2 separate regions of the Mus musculus genome follow, and region 1 is linked to region 2. A link is a loop called in an ENCODE intact Hi-C map of the cell type or tissue named here. Cell type or tissue: heart. All regions are shown on one strand. Each heading gives the region's core, and the rest is flanking DNA. Links, peaks and the distances in the headings are about the cores only.

The links. A loop is a pair of places that touch in the nucleus more often than their neighbours do. Peaks named below come from ENCODE experiments on the same cell type or tissue, not always from the same donor. Only the 100,000 strongest peaks of a DNase experiment are listed, where the experiment ranks them.
Region 1: a loop joins it to region 2, with 6 times the contacts of the local background. A loop is called at or near these places in 9 of 42 quality-filtered maps.

The regions. Positions count from the first base shown.
Region 1 is chr15:48,772,989-48,785,325 of GRCm38, forward strand. The region is part of intron 1 of Csmd3 (CUB and Sushi multiple domains 3); the gene reads right to left. Among named protein-coding and RNA genes, the nearest start is that of Csmd3, 13 kb to the right of the region's middle. In heart, for the core only: a CTCF peak has its summit at 6,673 (motif pointing left); no DNase peak of the experiment used is centred there.
Region 2 is chr15:48,096,806-48,109,142 of GRCm38, forward strand. The region is part of intron 13 of Csmd3 (CUB and Sushi multiple domains 3); the gene reads right to left. Among named protein-coding and RNA genes, the nearest start is that of Gm23530, 300 kb to the left of the region's middle. In heart, for the core only: a CTCF peak has its summit at 6,005 (motif pointing right); no DNase peak of the experiment used is centred there.

The DNA of each region.
Region 1 (12,337 bases), core at 2,735-10,734, 680 kb after region 2:
ACTATCCTACACTGGGCTAGCTGATCTTTGTAGAGTGTTAATAAGATGCAATGTTTCAGTAAAAATTCAGGTGTGGAATAGATTAAGTGTCAGAAGGATGTTTTAGAAAATGAATTATTTATAAAATCCCTTCTAAAATAGGTACCCTACATTTATGTGGTATGATCTCCATGTGGGTTCCCTAATAAGTAGAGTGGGGATAGGAGATGGGGTGGGGGTGGGGCGGCTAACTGATTCTGTTGCCTCTTTGGAATCCATTTCCCCTAACTGGGCTGTCTTGTATGGACTCAGGTAGAGGATACTGCTAGTCCTGCTGTGCTGTGATATGCTGGAGCTGTTTGGAAAGGGCAAGGCAAGATGGGGGATGGGGGAAGGCATTCCTTTCTCAGAGAAGAAAGAAAAGGAGGAGGGATGGGGGGAGGGAGTGTGAGGGTGGGACTTAGAGAAGAGGGAGGGGGCCCGTGATCAGAAAGTAAAGAAATAAATTAAGGAAAATAATAACAAAATAAGATTAATAAAACAAAAGCCATATAAACATGTATAATATAGAAAAAATAAGCAAGCGAAGTATCTAAGGAAGCTCAATATTAACTGCGGTAAGTGTAAAGAGGTTAAACTCTGCCATGTTCAGAACTCTGGGTTCCTCCAAGTTTCACCACACTTTTGAGCACTAAGTATTCTAAATTCATGGAGCAATTTCCCCAGAGAAGGTTTGGTCACAGTTATTGTCCTGGAAACAGAATCAGGAAACAAGACAAAGGTTGTAGAAGAGTGACTCTATATGTATTACAACATGTAGTTGATGTATTAGAAACTTCCCTACTTCCTAGGATAGATTTATTCAAAAAGAACCAATTTCAGCATCCAACAAAAGTAGTGCATTCATGGCAGCTAGCATCCACAACTCCTAGAGGGTTGGCACTACTGGGATAATATTGAGCTGATTACCTGGCAACAAGGTGGAATTTTTGACCATTAAAACATAGTTAACAAGTAAAAATGTATTAAACATGTAAAATCTACCTCTCTATATATTCACGAACACACAAACATATAATGTGTTACCACATGTCTAGACTGAAAATATGTTATAACGAACACCAATGTTAAACATTTTTAAAATTGTATTTATTCTTTGAGAGTTTCATGCATGTGTTTTTATCAAATTCTCCAAACTCTCCCAGGATCCTACTATCTACAATCTAATTTCATGTTCATTTTCTCTCTCTCTTAAAAACAAAATAAAAACAAGAAAAATAAATCACACAGAGAGAAAAAACAAAACAAAACTAAACAGTCCATCACTGATGATGGAGTTTGAGGGATAAATAAATGTCTTGCCCTACTCCCAGCTTGCTCCCTCTGTTTCGTGTTTCCATGTGGAGATATGACCTCTCAGCATCCTGCTCAAGCAACCATGCTTGTTGCTCCCTGACATGATCAGTATTTTCTTTTTGGAACTATAGAACAAGTGAACACTTCCTTCTATAAAATACCTTGGTCATGATGTTTCATCACAGCATCAGAAAAGTAATGAAAACAGAATTCAAGTAAAATCAAGTGAATGGCATGTTTAGAAATCAAGATGACAAATCCTACTGAAACATTTTTACACTAAACAGATATGAAACATTCCAAACATTTTGTTTCCTAGAATACATTGGATATCCAAAGAGACATCAGTAGCCACAATGATGGAGTTAAAAAGATTTGAAGTATATACCAATTCAAAATTTTGTACAGTATAAATTTATTTTTCTGTGCACATGTTTGGCCTAAACTAATTTGGTAAGTTTGTTTTAGTATAATATAATTCAATTCAGTGTAAATTTACAAAGTATGCATTTTTAGGATGCTATATCAGGATACATAATGCTGAGGCAGATTTTTAATTATCTCAATAAAAGTCATATTCGTTTCAATTAGATTTCTAAAAAATGAAATCAAAGCCTGGAGAGGTGGTTCAGGGTTTAAGAGTACTTCTTGTTCTTCCCTAGAATCAGGGTTTGAAGGTCATTGCCCATGTCGGGCAGCTCACAATTGGTTCTAGTACCCAGTCACCTGATGCCCTCTTCTGTCATCTGCAGGCATTGCACTTATGTGCCTATACCCACACAAAGACACACACATGGACAAATTATTGATAACAATTAAAATACAATTTTAAAAGGAAGTAGACTCACAGAACACTTCCAATGCAGTCTGGACAGGATTTAAAATTTGGGAAATGTTGATCAATATGGAATGAGGTCTTTATATATTTTATAAATGTGGCTCTCTTTTAAACTTTATTAAATCGCAAGGTAGAAAAATATACAATGAAAAAGGCAGGTAATCACAACGATGAAGTATGGTATCATGACATCTACATCTTTACCACACATGAATTTTTGTTTTCATTTGAGCAGCAAACTCAGCCCTAATAAAGGATCCTTTGACACATGTCTAAACACTAATGTGCTTTCTACCTCTCTGACAAAGTAATAGGTCTGACCTTTGTATAATGTCATTCTGATTTTTCCTGTTTCTCTTGCCTTCACTTCTTCTCACAGCATGTAAAATAAATCACTGTAAGCTCAGAAATAATAATTACAGGGAAAAGTGGTCTCATATATGTGAAAGGGATCACTTCAATATACACAATACGTTTTTCTCTCTCCAAATCTCTGAAATTCAATTTGATGTGGTGAAGGATGCAAGAATTTTGCCTTGGCAGGACGCTTTGGTATGCCATAGCAACCATTTAAAATACCCATAGATTTGTCGTTAAGTAAGGCTGAATATTTTAAAGTGTGTTTATATCAACACACTTTTAGAAGAAAAGGATCCGATTTTTCCACTTGCTAGTTAATTCTTTGTAAGTTATTCCTCATGCTTTCTAAAAATATAAAATGTATCTATCTTATGAGATTGGATATTGTATTGTGCACGTATGTTTGTTGCGTACAGAGGTCAGAAGATGACATAGGATCCCCAGGAGTCACAGATAGTTGTCAACTGCTAAGTGGCAGCTGGGGATTGAACCCAAGTCCTATGGAAAAGCAACTAGTGTTCTTAACCACTAAGTCTTTTCTACAGTCCTTTAAAGCCTATTTTTAATATAATTTTTGTTTTTTGCATTTAATCTAACATGTTTAAATGTGTATAAGGTGTATGTAGCAAACACATCTCTTTATCCTAATACCCTTCTTGGGAAAGATGTTGAAATGACATAGATCACTTGATCCACTCCTGTGTCCATGTCCAGGTGTCATGCAGTGAGTTAAGTCAAAGCCAGTCAACTTGCTATCCATATTCTAAATCATAAAAAGAAAAGAAATGGAAACTTATTGTAATCCTGCGGAGTCTTTGATGGAAGCTTGTAAACGAGGTTGTGAAGAACTAGCAATAATATCCTACCATGAAGCTCAACTAAAGAGATACGCAAAGCAACAACTTTCCCCACCCCACCTCCCAAAAAACAAAACAAACAAAAACGCTGCACAATTTAGTCAAAACCCAAAGAGTTTTGGAGGGAGGTGGGTGGTAGGGAAGATGAATTTTGACAATGACTAGCCAGTTTTCTATTAATTTATTTATTGACTTTATATGCCCCTCTCCTCTATGTCCTTCCCCTATTCTCACCTCCTCTTCCCCTTGAGAAGTGGTAGGTCCTGCTTGGCTATCACCCTATCCTGACACCTCAAGTCACTGTAGATCTTGACATATCCGCTCCCCCTAAGGCCAGAGAAGGCAGCTCAGTTAGAGGAGCAGGATCCACAGGCAGGGAACAGTCAGTGTAAGCTTCTGCTTCAGTTGTTGGAGGACCCACATGAAGGCCAAGCTGCACATCTGCTAAGTCCGTGCAGGGATGCCGAGTTCCCGTCCATGCTTGCTCTTTGGTTGGTGGTTCAGTTTTTGGGAGCCTCAGGGTTCCAGGTTAGTTGACTCTGTTGGTCTTCTTTTAACTAGCTAGTTATCAAGGAAGCTTAATCTACATCTTGCAAGTGGCCTCATAAAATTTCCTGTGTATATTGACAGAAACCAGAAAAAAAAAAGAAAACAAGCTAGCTAGAAACTACTCCGTTGCATCCTAGATAATGAACAAATGATATAAAACTGCCATTCCACGGTAAAATTTTAGTGATGATCTGAAACAAACATAGTATTATAACTTCAGGGGAAAAATATCAAAATACTCAGGAAGGCATCCTAGGGACATATTAGTAGAGTTGTTCCTTCTGGTACTAGTGCATCCTTATCTAGTATAAAGGGACCATTTTCTATTTTCTTCTTTATTATATTACAAGAAAGAAAGAAAGAGTGAGTGCTGAGGAGTTTACACAAACTGTAAATCTTTTGCTTTGCAATAGAATATTAATTCTATACCCAGAAGGCATAGGAGAGAAAATTCACCAGAAGTTTATAATCCCAACATTGGGAAGGTGGAGGTAGAAAGATCCTGGGGCTAGCTCACAAGCCAGCCCAACCTACTTCCCTAGTTCCATGCCACTGAAAGACCCTGGGTTTCTTTCTTTCTTTGTTTTTGTTTTGTTTTGTGTTGTATGTATGTTTGATTGATTTTTCAGTTGGATAGAATCTAACGAAGTCTTGGGAGCTATACCTGAGGCTGTCATCGGACCTGCACACACAAATGCACCTACTTGCATCCATAATCGCGTACAAATAAATGAGAGGGGGGAAGAAAGAGAGGCAGAGAGAGAATTATTTTAAATCACTGACTTGCGATGGCATAGGCAGCAAATCACTGTGCCCTGATAATTACCGCATGTGTTATTGCAGGATTTAAAAAATAAGCTGAGATTCCATTGTGGAGAACACTGAGAAATCACCAGGAGACATATGGAGATCTTTTCTTTTATTTGCATCAATAAAAGTGAAACAATGTCTCTACCCAAAAGCCATTTTATCTCAAGCTTCTGACTTTATGTACCAAAGTGTAAAGCTAGATGATGGATGTAATAGGGAAATGCATGGGTTTGCTCTATATAGACAGGATTTTAACTCAGAACTGGGGAAAATATTAACTTTAGTACGTGGTCATTTAGTAAACATTAAACCTAGATTCTTACATATTAAATTAATACTGGCCCACCAGTACATGAACTTTACTGAATAGATTGCTGGGACATGTTTCAAGGACCATAGAATGAACAGGTAAAGAATTCAATTTTAACTGAGAGTACTATGGAGACAGAGGGGAGCTGTGAAGCAGAATCTTAAATACAGTAAAATAAATAAACATAATTTATTATAATGGGTTATTATACATTTGTACTTACACTGTGGCAGAAATGCATGTGAGACCTTTGTGCTGCTGTGTAAACTAGTTAATACCAGTTAGGTAGACAGATGAGAGTTAACTAACATTTTAACAGTAAAGTAGATCCCCAAATGTGACATATGATGGACAGCTCCAAATGATATCAATAAGGTGCTTTATTTAACTGTCATAGCATAAACCTTATTGTATAATTAAATGTGCATAACATAAAATATTTATTATATGTAATATACAAAGTTGGTGTTACCAGTATTGATACTATCATAAGAATCTCACCAAATGACAAGAAAATGTCAGAGTAGTAAGATTGTTTTTATTCTTTATATAAAGCTGATTTTAAATGAAACTCTATGTCTTTTTTGAGAGGAGGAAGCAGCTCATTTTATTTTTGCTGTCTAAATAGGGGCCTTGATCAACCAATATGGACATCAATAGACTAGTGAGTTTAGGGCTTGCATCCTCTTGTAGGTTTTGTGAAAATAAAATCTATTATATTCTTCAATGTCTAAGTTATGTTAAATAATTTAAAATAACACTATTCTAATAACACTATTGTGAAATAAGTTAGAATTTCATCCAAAGTCAGAAACATTAGAAATAATCAAATTTGAAATGTACATGAACTTGGGTGCCGCATAAGCTAATGAGTAACATCTCTAACATTCTGCCAGGTCTTCGGGAATTTTGTTTTTACACTAAACACATAAATATAATGCAAAGTGTTTCTAATACAGGGGATTTCAATAGTCTTTGAAAAACTCAGATACAAATAAGAAGTGAACTTTAAACTGTTGCAAAATGAAAAGAATTCCAGGGAACTAGTGCATTGGTAGTGTATTAAAGTAAAGTTCAAATTCTTACTTATAATATTCATCTGTCAACAAATGAATGAATGCTGCTAAGGAAGTAAGATATTGAATACTTTCTAGAGATTTTCAGTATAATTTTAAGTTTGCTGTTTGGTCTCATTTAAAGTTAGTTACCAAAGTTGCTTGAACACTGCTCAGATGTTAAGTGCATTGGCTGTTCTTCCAGAGAACCCTAGTTTGGTTCCCAGCATCCGTGTTAGACAGTTCACAAATAACAGAAAACTGCAGTTCCGGGCGATCTGACCTATTCTAGCCTGTAGATACAGCCACATGTGTTAGACAGACAGACAGACAGACAGACACATACGCACACACAAATTAAAATACTTTTTAAAAAAATTAACAGAAAAATATTCAGATAGTAGCAAAATTTATGCATAAAAGTTTTTCTTAAGTAATGGGAACAGACTGGAGAGCTGAGGCTGAGAGCGGTTAAAAGCCCTTGTTGCCCTTGCAGAGGACCCAAGTTTGGTTCTCAGCAGTCATAAAGCAGCTCTGTGTTCCTGGGATCTGGTGCCCTCTTCTGGCGTCCATGAGCATTGCATGAATGTGATGAACACCATGCATGTGAAACCTTCATGCACAAAATAATAATATTCATACATAAAATAATATTATTCATAATAACACGTAAATAATAATAATAATAATAATAATGATGATGATGATGATGATGATGATGATGATGATGATGATGATGATGATGATGATAAAAACAAGTAAGCACTAGAGAGAAATTAAAGTCGGCTTAGCATGGGCCCGTGAGCATTTCCATTAAATTTTATATAAGAGAGTTCATCTTCTCATTATCTTAGAACACAAAGCTGGAGGTTCAAGGGTTCGCGTGCACGCACACACACGCACACACACAAATAGTCTGGATAAAAATTTGTTTATACAAAACATTGAAATTAATTCAGCTGCTTTATTTTAAGCATCAGCTAAAGGAATAAATGAGAAGAAGAAGAAGAAGAAGAAGAAGAAGAAGAAGAAGAAGAAGAAGAAGAAGAAGAAGAAGAAGAAGAAGAAGAAGAAGAAGAAGAAGAAGAAGAAGAAGAAGAAGAGCCTACTCTAGCTCTAAGTGTGTACATAAATGTGTAAACCTAAAGATTCCCTTGGATTTAGGCCAGTCACTTCTAATGTGCTGCCAAGAAGGGAGGTAGCTTGTTGGGTTTGCTACCAGGAGTTTCTATCACCTTTCTTTTCCCAGGTCTTCACCCTTTGATCTGTTATCTTGCAAATGCAGCCCCTAGCAACACAGAGCTCAAAGAGAGGGGAAGCTAGGTGTAACTTTCTCTATTGAGAGACCAGTCAGATCCTCTGCCTAAAAGCAGTCGCAAAATTTACTTGTCTGTGAGAAAGGTTGATTCAAAACTGAAAGGAAATGCAATATCTATTAATTTCAGATTCAGTAAATATCTAATTACATTTTAAGTAACTAACAAGAGACACATCTTACATTCACTTTTCTGTAATAAGTGTCTCATAACATAAAAGTACATTGTAAAATTATATTTCTACATTCTTGGCTCAGTTGATAGACATAATCACGTAGGTATTATTTTCTTGGGAAAATGATAAAACGAACATTATTCTCCTCAGATTTCTTTTAAATCAGACAACCTCCATAGTGTTAACAAACAAAATAATTAGATCAGCTATCCCTATTTAAAATAATGTTTCAGAAACTAGAGTAAAATGAAAGCAGAAAGCACAGCTGACAATTCTGTGTTGTACCATTAATGAGGAACTATGAAGAGGACGAGAACGGAAAGATGGTTTTCGATAAAAGTGCTTCCCCCATCTACTCACAAACTTCATGAAATTGAAATCACAAATTAATGTGTCATTTAAAAATTCAGTAAAAAAATCACTGAATGATTATGACATTATCAGGTTTTAAGCTGTGGAGAGCTTGGCTGGTAGCACACTTGCAACATCAAATGAAGTGTTGCCACACAGAGCCACAGAAAATGCACTGCAGATAAGATGTAGCTCCACCTTCACACATGACATTGGGCAGAAGTTGGAAGGACTAAGTGTTCCCATGAAGAGTAGAACATTCAATGAGCACATCCTCTGAACTGCTCATGGAAGAGTATTAGTAACTTTCCTGAGTCTGGAGTTTTATGTATTTATTGACTTCTTTACTTTTGTTTTGGTTGTTGAAGCAAAGTCTCTCTACTTATCCCTGGCTATACTGAAAGACACTGAGTAGACCAGGGTGGCCTTGAAGTCACAGAGATTTGTCTGCCTCTGTTTTCCTAGTGCTGGAACTAGCAGTGCCTGCTACAGTGCCTGGCTCGAGCCTTAAAATTTTAACAGGGAGGTTCAGATGAAATTTCTGAATATATAACAAAAAGAAGGAGAAATTTTAACTATCAGTTCAGAAAGTTCAATTATTATAATCATACCTGAAAAACACAATTCATGTTTTAACAACAAAATGCCTATTTTGAACAGTTTTGTAAAATTAGATTGTATTTTTTTATTGACTATTTTCTTTAAATACATTTCAAATGTTATCCCCTTTCCTGGCTTCCCCTCAGAAAACCCCCCATCCTATCCCTCTCCCCTTGCTCACCAACCCACCCACTCTCCCTTCCCTGTGCTGGCATCTCTCTACACTGGGACATATTTTATAATGATCATAATGTATAAGTGGGCAGACTAAGTTCTAAGTTATTCTTCCATGTTGAGACAGTCATTGCCTGCATTCTCACAGTCGTGGATCTGTGTCCCTTGAAAGGATTCCTTCAAAAGGCCTTGCCTTACAACTGCTCCTACATATTTGGGGTTAGGCACAGCAGTTTTCATCTCCAAGAAGCTGCTCTGTCACAAACCAGTTAGCTTTAAACTGATATTCAGGAGACCCCTCCGAATAGAAAGTGAAAGAAAATGAACTAAGACCTGACTTGGAAAGTCTCTTATTCTAAATGCTGTTTCCCCTTTTATGTGACTATACACAGCTAGACTTGATGTTTCTATGTAGGACTGTCCAATTTGCAGAATGAAATAGATTTGGGAATGGACTTGTATTATTAATATTTTTAACACTCTGAAAAAATCATTAGCTCTTGCAAATAAATCGTATGTAACAGACTAAACGGATTTTAGGAATGCTTTCATTCTTAAAACTATATGGAAATTGGTAGGAGCTTAATGTCAGAAATAACTTTTTTTAAATCTTACAATAAAATTGGTTAATTTTTTTTACTAATAGATTGATATATATATATATATGTATACCACATGATTCATTCATGCTGTTTCTTACATTCAAATTTTGTACTCAAGATCAATGTGATAGAATCTAAGGATTATCACTTTTAATTGGTTTTTACCTTTGTGCTAGATTTTTCATTTCACAGAGTAATTGAAATCTCAGGCACTATATTTGAAATCCTTTCCTAATTATTGTTTATAGAATTGCAAAAATATCTTCAGTGCCTGCTGTATTGACACAGAGGCAGTTGACTTAGGCAAGCTAGGTAAAAGAAATAGGTAGCTCAGAAATGGAGTTGTTACCTGCTACTGTAACTGCACAGTGTCTGTGTATAACAGGATTGTGAGTCCAACCTTTCTTGTGAATTAATTTCTCTAAGCCCCAGTGTTCCCCTTAAAACTGAAGATATTCAAATATGAATTTAACCATACACATATTTTAGATTTGGAAAATTCTATGAGAGTTTGATCCTTGTTTCTTTCTTTCTTTTTCTTTTTTTCTTCTTTTCTTTTTCTTTTTTTTTTTTTTTTTCTTAATCATAAGCTAAAAAGATCCTGTCCAGGCTTTGCAAATCTATGCAGTAGGTGAAGTGTACCTTGTAAACGAAGATAATAATTTGAACCTATGAGATCAGAACTATGACAGATGCTTGTTTGAAGTTCAGGATTGAAAAAGGAAGAACTATTATTTGAGATGAAGATACTACATAAGAGGCACCACACATAAGAAGTACAAAAAATATCCTAAAAACATGTCCCCAAACGTGACAATGCCTGAGCCTCTGTATAAACCAGGTATCCCTAACTTCCTGGAGCTATAGTCTAACCTGAGTGCTACATACAGTAGACTTTAAAACCCTGCATCATGGGTAGTCTTTTACAATAGCTAATATGGCATAAAGGAAGATCTTTTTATACTAAAAATTATGAAGTCAGCTTTCATGGAAATTATATCTATATATTACTCACTTTCTATACATTTCAACTTCTCAAATTAGCAGAAGTTGTTACTTTTCCAATTTTTTACTCAAGTCTCTAAAAAAGAAAATGAAAATAGTCCACATGCTGCAATTATGAGAATAACCAAATAATATTATTGGGTTCATGAAATTTTTAAGGTAGAGTCATAAACAATATTTTCATTTTATAAGTAAGATGAAACTGTACCTATTAAAATACAGACTAGAAAGGATTTATAGTTCTCATTTAATATGACTTAACCTTAATAAAAATCCAGGAGGCAAATTAAGAATTGATTTTGTAGATTTACATTTCAAAGAATAAATTGTTTCCAGAATACAAAAACAGATTAGAAACATTTTAAGAATACATAAAAATTAGCCTATAAACTGAATTCATTTATGGACATATAGCTAATAACAGTTAATTTTTTAGAAAATTTTATTTAATTAGCACATATGTTGTTTCAATCTTTTATTACATTATTATTTACATGTATTTTTTAGCAAGCCTGTGCACATGTCATGCCCACAGCAGCAGCATTTGAGTGGAGGCAGAAGGATAAATTCTCGCTGTTGCTTCTCTTCTTCTAGCATTAAGGTCCCAGAATTTGAACTCAGGTTAACTATCTTAGCAGCAGGCATCTTTATCCACTGAGCCATATACATGATCTTGTATCAGTATTAAGAATATCCCATGCCATTAATCATCTCCTTTGTCACCACCTAAGCAAGTATTTACCATTGCTTGTATTTTTAACTACATATATGTAATGATACATAGTTTTGTGTGATTTCAGTTTTCATCCGTTGCTTAAATGTAAAGATTTACGGTTGATTATTTCATTGGGTACCATCTAAGCTAACTGAAATAAAATTGAAAAGCTATAAAAGAATAAGCATTGAACATTGTCTCTAATGTCCAGTAAAACAGTCTCAGGTCAGGAGCCAATGCCCATTTTCACCTGAGAAAGTGCACTGGTACTTTCCTTGTGTGCTTGTTTATGATCCATGAGAAGTGACTCTCCTGATATTTAAGAGCACCTGTAGTCCTATGAATATTACCATTTGTGTCACAAGTAGATAAATCTATATAAGTATGCCAGTCAATTGGTATTCAAGTTAATCCATATCAGAATGAAGAGATGAAATTGGTCTAAAGTCTGGCTAACAATTTTTTTTCAAATTCTGTTCCTCTCTCGACACATAGACTGAAGGAGAGACTTGCATGATAAAGTATGACCAACAGGAATTGCAGAATATTGCTTTAGAATGGGGTAGTCAATGATAGCAAGAACTTGTAAGAGGAAATTGTACTTGTTGAGGAAAAGTTAAGGACTAACGATATAACAGATGAAGACCCTTCTTTTTGCACATGCAAAGTTTAATTTCATGGTAGTTCTGCCAAGCTCTTGACTACACACTTGATTCACATAAATCACCTGATTCAATAAGTCCACTGAAAGATACAGTCTTTTGCAGAAGCATACGAGCAGTGCAGCTGAGGCTTAGAAAATCTGATTTCTTTATATAAAGGTCCTCCATGTCATTATCATTTCAATTTTTTTTGTGTGTGTATGTAGCTCTAGTGCCTTGGTTGGTTGGTTTGTTTTCCTAGTTTACTGGAGTTGTTTTCTATAAATTTTTGAAAGCATTAAAATGAACTACTTAGCATGCTGAAAACAAATGCCTGTGCCTATGTTCCGTAGAACAGGATTCAGTGCTGTGCTGGTGAGAACCTGAGACTTTTGTTTGGCAGAAAAGTTTCTAGAAGATACTGGTACCGTTTCCTAGAGAAGCCTTGAAAAATCACTGCAGTAAATGTGCCTATGAGCTGACAGGGTAATGATGCTATAACTAATGCCACCAGAATCCCTCTGACATTCTTCATGTCCTTCTGCATGACTATTATGCTAAAGCGATAAGGTTAGACATTTTAGGAGAGATTTTTAATACAGTCGTGGGACACGGCTACCTTCCATAGAAAATATTAACCCTGT
Region 2 (12,337 bases), core at 2,828-10,827:
AACAAACACTATGAAAAATAAATTTTCAAAGTAAAATGTGATGATGATAACTGGCTTTCAGCACTCAGGAAATTCAAGAGCCATAAGAATAATTCCTGATCATGTCTGTCATGTGTGACCTTATGGTAGTCAATTTTTATGGAAAGTTCCTGAAATTTTTGTAGATGCCTTAAGCCACTCATATTTCTTAATAGCAGAGCCTTCTGTTTAATCTTTTGTCTTCATGATAGTGACTCTCATTGGAGAAACGTTGGTGGAAGAGGTGTCTGTATTCAAGATTTGAAGACATGATTACCCTCACCTTCAAGGGGAGAATACATGATCAACAAGTAAGTTTTCATCACAAAGTTGAGTCATAATACCTCCTATGTCCTCAACTATGTGGTTGAAATGCAAGGCTGAGCAATACACATATTATAGTGGGAAATGACAAGAGAGAGGAACACAAGAAATTGGTTATATATACAAATATGACCATTATGAAAGAAGGGAGATAACACACATAGCTATTCCACTCTTTCATTTGAAAACTGGTTACAACATTGATATTCCTTTGAAGGATAACCCTTATAAAGAAAAATGGAATTTTTATAAATGATTAAATCTTTGATCCTTTCCACATTAAAACCTACAAAACACCAGAGTTCCAAAGTGAAGACATTAGAAATACAGAATTTGTGCATAAAATAGTGAGAGTGAGGAAGGGCATTATTACACTTTATTTTATTTATTTATTTATTTATTTATTTATTTATTATTATTACACTTTAACTACTTGACTACTTGAATAGGTGAAAAATGAGGTTTGAAATATTGATTTGTTTCAAGTATATGTCTCATGTACATTCAGATGAGTGAATCACACTTTCAAAGAGCTACCATTCATGGCATTTCTTGACCAGCTACATAGCTTCCTTTACCCATGGTTTCCATATAACACTAAGAAAAATTCAAAACAATATTTAGGTGTACTTTAAATAGTGGCCTGCTACCTAAAATAATAAAATTTGAAATGTAGAATTTTATTTGTGATGACAGGCAGATATATCCTATCTCTCCCTAGTGACTTGATATTGGATCCTGTTTACTAATTCTCCCTGGATTTTCTTTCTTGGAATAACAGTTTCTAGAAATAGGAATGTAAGAAAATTTTCTCAGGAATATAAATTATTTTACCATCTGTTTTTCTTAGAAAACAATTAGTTAATAATGAGTCTGACTTGGCACCATGCTCTGAGTTGTACATATGCTATGTTAGATGCAAATTTCAGTTATAAATTGAGCTAGTAAGTTGCCTTGGAGCTTTTTATTTTCCCTTTATTTTTGAGTTGACAGTTTTGATGGCTCATATACTTTGGCCTACTCCATAAAAGGTTCTGGATAACACTGTATATCAACTTTAATACAACAGTAGTTTATTATATTAATATCATAGATAATGAAGCAACATTTTTATGGGTAGTTTTTATTCATTGTATCCATGACATTTTGATCATCATTTTCTACCAAAATTTAAGAAATAATGAAGGACTGGTACCTAATGTTTCCATGACAAGTGACAATGAAAGAATCACATTCCTGCTTGGTTATTTATGTCTTTGATGTTGTTGTTGGTCTTTATGCAATGGTCTTTATGCAAAATATATACATATAAATAGAAACTCCCATAGATAATGTGTAGTGAACAATTCATTGTAATTATTCTTAAAAACATTACTTTATGTACATAGATTTCTGTCTCTAATATTTTGGAGTGGCCTAATTTGGCTACTGAATATAGGCAGAGCTGCAAGTTTCTAGTTTATTTAGCCATTTTCTTATGAAATGTTTAGGCAGAATTATTTCCAAGGTTTTTGCATGAAAATAAAAACAAAACAAAACAAAACAAAACAATCCTCATTCTTTAAATACGTGAATTTTAGAGTTTATTCCTGGAGTTCTAAGGGAGGCTAACTGGTTAAAAGCACTGCTCTTTAGAGGCCTGAGGTTTAATTCACTGAAATTACATCGTGACTCACAGTTCTAGTGGACCTTATGCCCTCTTCTGGCCTTCATGTATACCTGGTATGCATAGGATACAAACGTGTACAGGAAGGTAAACTCTAATATATATTGAAAAGCCAAATAATTAAGTATTCATCTGTTTTATTCAATTATATATGTGCTTAAAGTGCATTTCAATTTAAAAAATAATGAAGACATGTATGTACACATGCACATATCAAAATTTGTATGTGAGTGTATGTGGACATATGCATATGTTTGTGATGTTAGTGTATGCATATGTGTATTGGCTTGCATGTGTGAGTATGCATGTGTTTGGTGTACAGTGCTTAGTGTCAAGATCAGAGAAAAGGCTTCAGAAATTAGTTCTCACTTTCAGGCTTGTTTTGAATCAGATTTTTGTTTGTTTTATTTCTGCTTTTTGGTTTATTTTGTATTCAAGGCTAGCTTGCCTGCGAACTCTGTTTTTCCAATTTCTTGGTGTCCCATCTTGTATTAGGTATCTTGAAATTACATACTCGGTGCCTTAATGGGTTCCAGTGATCAAGTTAATTTTGTAAAATGATTTTACCCATGATGCCATCACCCAGACCCCACCTATTCTACTCCCCAAATTTGAAAATATTTTTGCATGATATTTTACTTTACAACCTCCATAATAGGAATTATACAGTGAAGTATTCTTTTAGATTGTCATGGTCTCTGATATAGCATACATATCAAAATTTATGTGTGTGTCCGTGTATGAGCATATTTATTTGAGTATGTATATGTGTATGTTTGTAAATTTATGTGGTCTCAGATGCACTGTGTAGCTGTGTACTTGATAATCTTGAGTTACAGATATTCCTACTTCTATATCTCAAGTGCTAAGATTATAGGCATTCACAGCCATGCCTATAATCTTCTTCTTTCTTATCTGTTACTTATCATTTACTGATGAAGTCAAAGACTTTCAAGTCTGTGAAATCAACTGCTCTCAGCAATCAAGGATTGCCTAGTTTACTAGATGTCAAGGAGTTCCATGACTATGATAACTCTTCAAGAAAGATCATATTCTATCAGAAGAGTCAGACATAATAACTTTGCCAATATCTTAACCATCATGTTTAAGTTATGCATCCATGTTTTCTAGTAGCATCTAAATTTGCATTGTAGATTGATAAGCCAAGCTCAAATGATGAATTGATAACTTTACATTGCACTAAATTATATAAGAATAATCTTTAAAATTCTTTGTGGTACAAACGATATGGCTAGAGTTTCACTGGCAATATTAAAAAAGTTACTAGTGAATAGTAATTGTATATGGTAGCCAAACATGATATTATAGTTAAATATCTCTCCTACATATGCTTAATGCATACTATTCAATTTGCAAACAGTAAATTGATTTTATTTTCAAACTGCTATTGTAAAATATGCTATTTTCTCAGCTTCTTAATGATGTTTTTGCTATTCACTGTAATTTTCTTTGTCAGAATATAATCTTGACTGAAAGAAATTCTATATTTTAGCAAGATTCTGTCTTGTACTAATAATTACCATTCTCAGAATAATAGTTATTATTTATTTAGTGTTGTATGTGCTAGACACTTTCAAATGTATTTAAATGTGGTTTTCTCAATAATGTTAGGATATATTGTCATTAACTTCATAGAACAGGTAAAGAAACTGGTAAATTAAGCAATGTCCCATGGCCCCAACGGCCTGTATGACTGTTGGGGCCATGTAACTCCAGGGTTGTGAATGGAGTGAGCATGTATGCTTTCCCATAATAGCAGACTCCTCTTTCCCACTCCTCTTCTTAAACTACATTTATTTTTTGCTATCAAATATGTTTAAATTTCTTAAACTATAACATTGCTACAAATAATATTTACCGTATCACACTGACTCTAGGTTAAGCTTTCAACAGTAAAATCTTTCAAGATAAATGAATTTTGGGTCTGTTTTCTACTTTGCATGAGCAATTTGTGTTGAAGCCTAGATGTAAGAGGAAGGAATCATTTCATCACTTGTATATGCATGGATCAATATGACGTAAGGCAGACTCTTGATTTCAGTAACAAACAAGCAAAGAACCTCAGACATTCCTGTGAGAATCTCAGTACTTCAGTACTTTTCTTTTTGCAGTAAAAACACTTCAATAGCTGAGCAGTGTTGGTGCACATCTTTAATCCCAGCATTTGAGAGGCAAAGGCAGTCAGATTTCTGAGTTCGAGGCCAGACTGGTCTACAGAGCTAGTTCCAGGACAGCCAGGGCTACACAGAGAAACCCTGTCTCAAACAAAACAAAACAAAACAAACAGAAAAACAAACAAACAAACAAAAACCAAACCAACCAAACAAACAAAAACAAAAAACAAAAAACCCCACTTCAATGATAATTTATTAATAAGTAGAGCTTCAGTCTCTGACAGTGATTAAAGCTGACCATATGCGATGTACATCAAGCAGTATTTGGTAATGTGATTCAGAGCATAATTCCCAGTGTTATAGGACAAAGGCAATCTACATTTAAAATATTTGTGTTGTCTTATATCCTCTTTACTGTCGATAAATTTTAAAAGAAATTGGTGTCAAAATATGTTCAAATTTAGTAGATGTGTGCTAACTAAAATCTCCTTTTATAGCTTTCTACAAGTACAGGCAGAGACAGATCACAACTCATCTTGTAAGTTGTAGGTCATCTGATATATGAGTGCTCTAACATTCTTACATACTTTGGTTTTGCAAAGCATTACAAATATTAACTGTTCCTGGGGGGAGGGGGCAAAAAAAAAACATTACTTTTTAAAGCCAGAGTGCTTGGTGGTATTCCCCTTCAGTGAAAATCTGTGTTGCTAACCAATGTAAATGAGAATATTTGTTTTTTATAATAATATGGTTGGTACTACTTTATAATACATTTAAATAAACTCCCCAGATCTCTGCCCTCACAAATGCTACAAATGCCCTTTGCTTGTAGAAGAATGCCACAAGGAAAAAAAATGGAGGGCCCATTAAAAGGTTAGCTACATCTCTTTTTAAAGGAACAGATGAAATCTCTGTTTAAATTTACAGTGGCATACTTTAAAATCACTGTGTTGATTTTTCTAATTTATTTACTAACCCAGACGCTCAAGATTTACCTACTGTGGGATTATGTTATAGTTTTATTTATTTCTCATTAAACATTTTGCTGGGTTGAAATGTCTGGGTCATTTCCCAAAGAAGGAAAAATGCCAGTGGATTTCAAAATTGACTCTGGTTTGGTTTATAATGCATTGTAACCAAATTCAATACTACAGAAATGCTGTAAAATAGAAACACACAGGCGTAGAGAAAAATGTAAAGTAAATTTAGTTTAATGCCTAACTATCTGTTTTAGGCATTATACATTGGCATCAGACTTAGACATTCCATTACATATTGGTTTCAAGGTAAACTACTGAAATCGATTCCAAAGACAATATCCTGAATGATTGTCACAACAATTGTTTTATACTTCTGTGCTTCTTCCCAATATAAATGAGGATTATTTGCTTTTTCATAATATTCTGGCTATTACAATTTTATGATAACAAAGTTTAAAATGTTTTTAATCATAATTTAATTGGGATATTTAAAATTATGTTTAATACACTTTTAAAGCCATAGCAAATAATTTTAGTAGTGTATATCTGTTGTAAAGATAATTTTGTACATGCATTAAATGTATTTACTTATAGGTTTACGTACACAAGCTAGTATATTAGTAATTAAATTAAAATGTGTGTAGGCATACTTAATTATAATAAAAGGGAGTGATTTTATTGTCTTTTCAGTAAAAAATTATGGTCTGTAATCGTACCTTGGAGAACAATTTTATTTAGAAGCTCAGGCATATAAGCAATACTTTATTCACATATTTTCACATGTAATATGATCTATCATTCTTGCAAAGATTAATTTACAGCCTTAACCTACCAGTTTAGCAGTAAAGGTCATTTAACAAAACTGCTTTGCATAAATCACCACCAGATGGCAATGTTGTGTCTTTGATCATGAACACTTCTTTCTGAAGTAAACTACTTCATTAAAGAATCTTTTTGCCAAATATTACCTGCATCATTATTAAGTAGTCAGAAGATACGTTTTCTTGATCAAAGTGCCTGAAATTCTTTTATTTTAATGTAATTATATTTCTATGTAAAAATAAACATCATTGTACAAGTGTTTCAATCAAACAATTTTCATTAAGTGACTCTCTGATTTATTGTGGCAAATGGACTGTAAGCTACAGAAATGAATTTTCAATGTCTTTAGTTGCAATTATGTATATATTGGAACTTTCCCCTGATCTATATTTTAATTACATTTCCAGATTCATTGTTGGTTTCTCTTTTCTTTGTGAAAAAAAAAAAAAGAAAAGAAAAAGAAACAAGTAGTGGTAATGTTCAAAAGAGCCCATGAGTTTTTACTTTACTTCAGATTATATGAAATAAAGCAGTAAAAACATCAAATTTTCTTGTTAATAATTGTTTAATGCCTTTTGGTTGCTATACATTAATGTAACAGATAATTATATAGTTAATTATGTGTTTTATAAACTTGACATGGATACAACCTAGACCAATGTTATGGGGTTTATTAGAAGTTGATAATCAATGAAGTAAGAAAAAAGAGAATCATTGCATGGCTTCAAAACACAATCTCTTAGAAGGAGAAAGTAATGTAGCAATAACCTGGGTGAGGCAGGGAAGAAAGTGTTAAAATGATGTTAGCTAAAGGTCATAACACTTTGCTTATGTAGGAGAAAGTCTAAGAGAGCTGTTTTGCAACATTGTGACTGTTGATAAAAAAAAAATGTAGTGTTCTTGAAAAAACTAAGAGATCAGATGTTAAGAGTATTCACAATAAAAATTTTATGATGAATGTGTTAAACAGAAGGGTTTAGTCATTTCCATATATATTTTAATATATATTTGAATATATGTATTCAAATAACCAAATTATAATATATGATATAATTTAATTCACACACAATATGCTCAAAAGGAATTGTTAATTGAAATAATAAAAGAAATAAATTAGCAAAATATTTCCAATGCATCAAAACATGGATTATTTAAAATTTACTAAAAAACAAGATTGTGTAGAGTTATATTAAATATGGTATTTACTCTATTGCATGTCAGAATAGATATTACAACAAAAGCAGAAAAAGAGGAGGCACAATCAACTACTAACAAAACATAAAGAAATACCAATCTTCTGTTGAGTTTAAAAATTCATGCTTATACCCTTTTAAATTTTGAGTTTAGTTTAACTTGAAGAGATAAAAATTAAACATTAGGAGAAAAATCTACATGATATTGTTACAATAAAGTAAATAGTAAAAGCCATTTGTCACCTTACTGAATTTTATAGATATTACACTGATTACTTACAATTGCGTATTCTCATGGTTTCATTTACCTAATGATATTTTATCTCTTCAAATTCTTCAGAACTTTATGTTTACACAATTCATCTAGGGCTTTGATCTTTTACTAGTATAACTCCTAAGATACCAGATGATATTATTTTGTTTAAAAACTGAAATATTCGCTATTACAAACATTGTGACACTATATATGAGATGTGTTTGCAAATTAATAAAATATGATTTTTTATTGGGCTTAATTTTTTAATAAAGTATATTTTGATCATATTTTTTCCTCTTCTTCAACTCCTCTCAGACCTTCCCGCCTCCTACTCTGACCTACCACTTCCATTTTCTCTCTCTCTCTCTCTCTCTCTCTCTCTCTCTCTCTCTCTCTCTCTCTCTCTCTCTCCCCTCTCTTTTCCTCCTCCTCCTCCTCCTCTTCCTCCTCACTCTCTCCAGAAAAACATGGAGTCGTTTTTGTTGGCCAACTACCCCTGAGTAGGAGGTCTGCCCTAGAATGTGGTTTATATAACCAGTGAAACTCTTTGAACAAATTGACTTTCATTCTCCTAGCTGGTAGCAATCCTAAACATCTTCTTGGCTATGGGTGAGACTGTGTGTCCACTTCCCCTTCTGCTTGCTGGGCTTTTCTTGTTTTGAATCTGTGTGAATATTGTTCAGCTGCCACAGTCTCTGTGAATTCATATGTGGATCAATGAGACATGTATGTGTCTGGATGATGCCACAGTAACATGGTTTTCTGTGTAGGAAGGAGAGAGGAAGCACAACAGATTTTCTAATATTTTTCCCAAGTAGCTTTTGATTTTGTTTGTTTATTTATTTGTTTATTAATCATTTTATTTATTTACATTTCAAATGTTATCCCTGTTCCTGGTTTCCCCACTGCATACCACCTATCCCACCTTTCCCTGCTTCTATGAGGGTTCTCTCCAAACCACACAACCACACCTGCCTCACCACCCTAGCATTCCCCAACACTGGTGCATGGAGCCTTCACAGGACCAAGGGCCTCCCTTCCCATTGATGCTAGATAAGGCTATCCTCTGTTACATATGCAGCTAGAGCCATGGCTCCCTCCATGTGTACACGTAAATATGTAAACATGGTTAGTGGTTTAGTCCCTGGGATCTCTTGGGGGGGTCTTGGTTGATATTGTTCTTCCTATGGGGTTGCAAACCCCTTCAGTTCCTTCAGTCCTTACCCGAACACCTCCATTGTGGTCCCCATGCTTAGTCCAATGGTTGCTTGTGAGCATGCACCTCTGTATTTGTCAGGCTCTGGCAGAACCTCTCAGGAGACAGCTATATCAGGCTCTTGTCAGAAAGCACTTTTTGCATCCAAAGTAGTGCCTGGGTTTGGTGTCTGTATATGGGATGGATCTCCAGCTGGGGCAGTCTCTGGATGGCCTTTCCTTCAGGCTCTGCCCCAAACTTTGTCTCCATATTTGCTCCTGTTTATTTTCTTCCCCCTTCTAATTAGGACTGAAGCATCCTCACTTTGATCTTCCTTCTTCTTGAGCTTCATATGGCCTCTAAGTTCTATCACTTGTATTCTGAGCTTTTCCCCTAATATCCACTTATCAGCGAGTGCATACCATGGGTGTTCTTTGTATTACCTCTTACTCTCCTCTCATATATCACAACCTGATAAATTTCCCCTTCCTCCACTCCTCCAAGTCCTTCCCCACAAATGCCCTGCACCCAGTAAAAGGAAAAGCATCTCAAGAGTAAGTAAAATACTCCTATTTCCATTGTTAATTGCCGGGCGTGGTGGCGCACGCCTTTAATCCCAGCACTAGGGAGGCAGAGGCAGGCGGATTTCTGAGTTCGAGGCCAGCTTGGTCTACAGAGTGAGTTCCAGGACAGCTAGAGCTAAAAGAGAAACCCTGTCTCGAAAAACCAAAAAAAAAAAAAAAAAAAAAAAAAAAAGAATTAAAGAAAAAAAAAAACCCAACTACACCACCATAATATATATGCAGAGCACCTAGTACAGATCCACAAAGGTTCCATGATTGTTGTTTTGGTTTTTGTGAGTCTCTATGAGCTTTATTTGTTGACTTTGTTGTTTGTAGTTTTGTGCTGTCTTTGACCCCTTTTGCTCTGCTCTTCCTAAGTAAGATCCCTGCCCTTTCCCATGGGTTCCCCCAAATTTCACAACGTTTTATTTTTCATTTTGTCAGAAACTCTAGAAATTTCCAGTTAAGTCTTATCTTCTAATTTATGCATAACAAAAGATATTGAAGTTCCCCCAAGATTAAGGATTTCCCTTGCTTTGCATGAATCTATTAATGGTCTCTCATAACATCTTACTTATTCAATGTCACTTTTTTAAAGGTGTTTCCAAAAGCAATGACACAAATATTATGTCATGAGTTCTGTAATATAAAAATGAATTAAGAGTTTTAACCTAAAGAAACATATTGATAAACATACTGTATTTTAACAAACATGCGAAGGATGATCCTAAAAGTATAAATAAATAGAAGAAATAGGATTCATTTTATATCCTAAATTTGTGTTTCTTTGAGAAGTGGGAAAGATGGTTGCTAAAATTTGAAAATCAACCAATGGTAAGAAGATTTAATCATAAGCAATGAGGTGATCAAAGTTCCAAACATTGACTAAAACAATTAATGATAAAATGGAGATATGCATAAGAACGATATATAAGAACTAGTAACCTGAAGAATTAATGTTAGTGTAGAGAACAAATTTGAGATTTTTAAGAAGACATGTTAAGATGGACATAAAGAAAGCTAATCAGGAGATAGAATTCTTCTAGTTAGAATTGTGTGTGTGTGTGTGTGTGTGTGTGTGTGTGTGTGTGTGCACGAGCACGTGCGTGAGATAAAGAGTGTGTGTGACACCTGAAGGCAGTCTGTGTGTGACATTTGAAGCAATGAACTACTACAATCTAGGAACTCATAATTTTTTTTTTCAAAATTACCTTTCTTTGCATATGAATCTTAAAGCTGCTGTTGTCCTTTACTTCAAACAAACCTCATATATATATATAAGTGTGTGTGTATGTGTGTGGGTTCAGTGATATCTGTCTAATAACACAAAGCACTCGATGGGAAATTGGACTCTGACTCAAACAGCTAATTATTTTTGGATGTTATACAGTCAGATAGAGTATAGAGATCACTGTTGCCATTCAAACTTGTTCCATTGGTGCGAGGGACTCATTCCTAAAGGATGTACCTTACTGTCTACAGCAGAGCCATCCATCCAATACTGTTCTGCCTATCTGTTTACTGAGGGTTTATGATGTAAACCATTTCTCCAACATACTTATTATATTGAAACAAAGTTTTTATCTCTCTGTATCCTTCATCAAAGGCAAAACCACAGACAAATTTCTTTTTGGGGGGAGAAAAGGCTAAAGTAATCAATCATTGACCAAAATAACATGCAGGATTAATCCACTTGACTTGACTCTGATCCAGATAACTCCACTGGAAATGATAACTGTAATTAAATTGTTCAGAAAAGAGCTACTCTTCACACACAGACATACCGTCATTCATGCACAAACATACACACACTAATGTACATACACACGTGTGCACATGCATAAACACACATACATACATATTCACACATTCATGCACACATGAACACACCTATACTCTTTCACATAACTATACAGCCATATGGTTTTACACACACACACACACACACACACACACACACACACACACACACACACACACAAATGCCTATATATCATACACATACATATTTCATGACAGAAGCTGTTAAGTCAAATGAACATAATACTTGGAAGAGAACAAAGGTCTCTTTCTAAAGTTAGGCTCAGAAACCTATTCACCTTCTCCTGTGAATTTCTTACTAACTTAAATTTGTTGGAACCATGTATTCAGAACTGACAAAAATCAGGTATTTATAAAGTAGCAAACATTGCTGGATAAATGAAGATTTCTCAGCAACTAATTACTTGTGAAAATGTTTTACAAAGGGCTATGGTGTTTATTTAAAAACCAGCATTGGTTTTGATGATTCAAATATCTGCTACTAGAGAGTACATTGTAAAGTGAAGCCCCAAGGAAACATTCTGGTCTTCCTCTTAGAACCTTGGAACCAAGGATGCTTTCCTTTGACAGTTGGACAATTTGCTTTGTCAGGAGACAAATGGGCCTGCCGCATCAGACATAGTTGAAGTTCCGACTTTGTGGACAGTTTTCCTAATGGCACAGCAAACTTCAAAATCTGGAAATTAGAATGGGGGGGCTTTAAATCCCAGCTCATCCACTTACTAGATTTGCAACCTTAGGCAAGATAACAGAACTCTAAAACAGCTCTAAAGAGAAAATAATGCCTTACACATTGCCAGAATTTGTAAATAATAAAGGAGGTATAGGAATAGCAGACAGTAACTTTCTGATTAGAAGGGTTGTACTGTGAATGACAATTTGGTCTTCAATAGTTTTTTTTTTCTATATTAAAATATAGGAAGTTTACAAACCACAAAGGAAAACAGTAAGTGAGAGAAACAGAATTTACAGAGACAAACATAAAGAGAAAAGTAGGAAAGCCTGTTAAGCTTGGAGAGGATTTACAGTCTAAGATAGTAATATCTTAGTAATGACATTATAGTTATTTAACAGTGGGCTTCTTGCAGAGTGAGATAAAGAGTGGTTTATTTGAGGAATAGAAATGGAAGAACAAGCATGGAGTAGCATCAGCTAGGACAGTGGATCAAATCAAACAGAACTGAGATATGAGAACATATCTGAAACTGGTCAGCTCAGAAAATAACAATCTGTTCTTAGAGAAATTGATTGGTTGCCAGGATATTGGCCTTGGTATCGTATGACTTGGTTTTAAATTACTTTTTTGGCTATCTTCTTGCTATGTGGTCATGCACAGCTTGTCTTGCCTCTCCGAGCCTGAGATC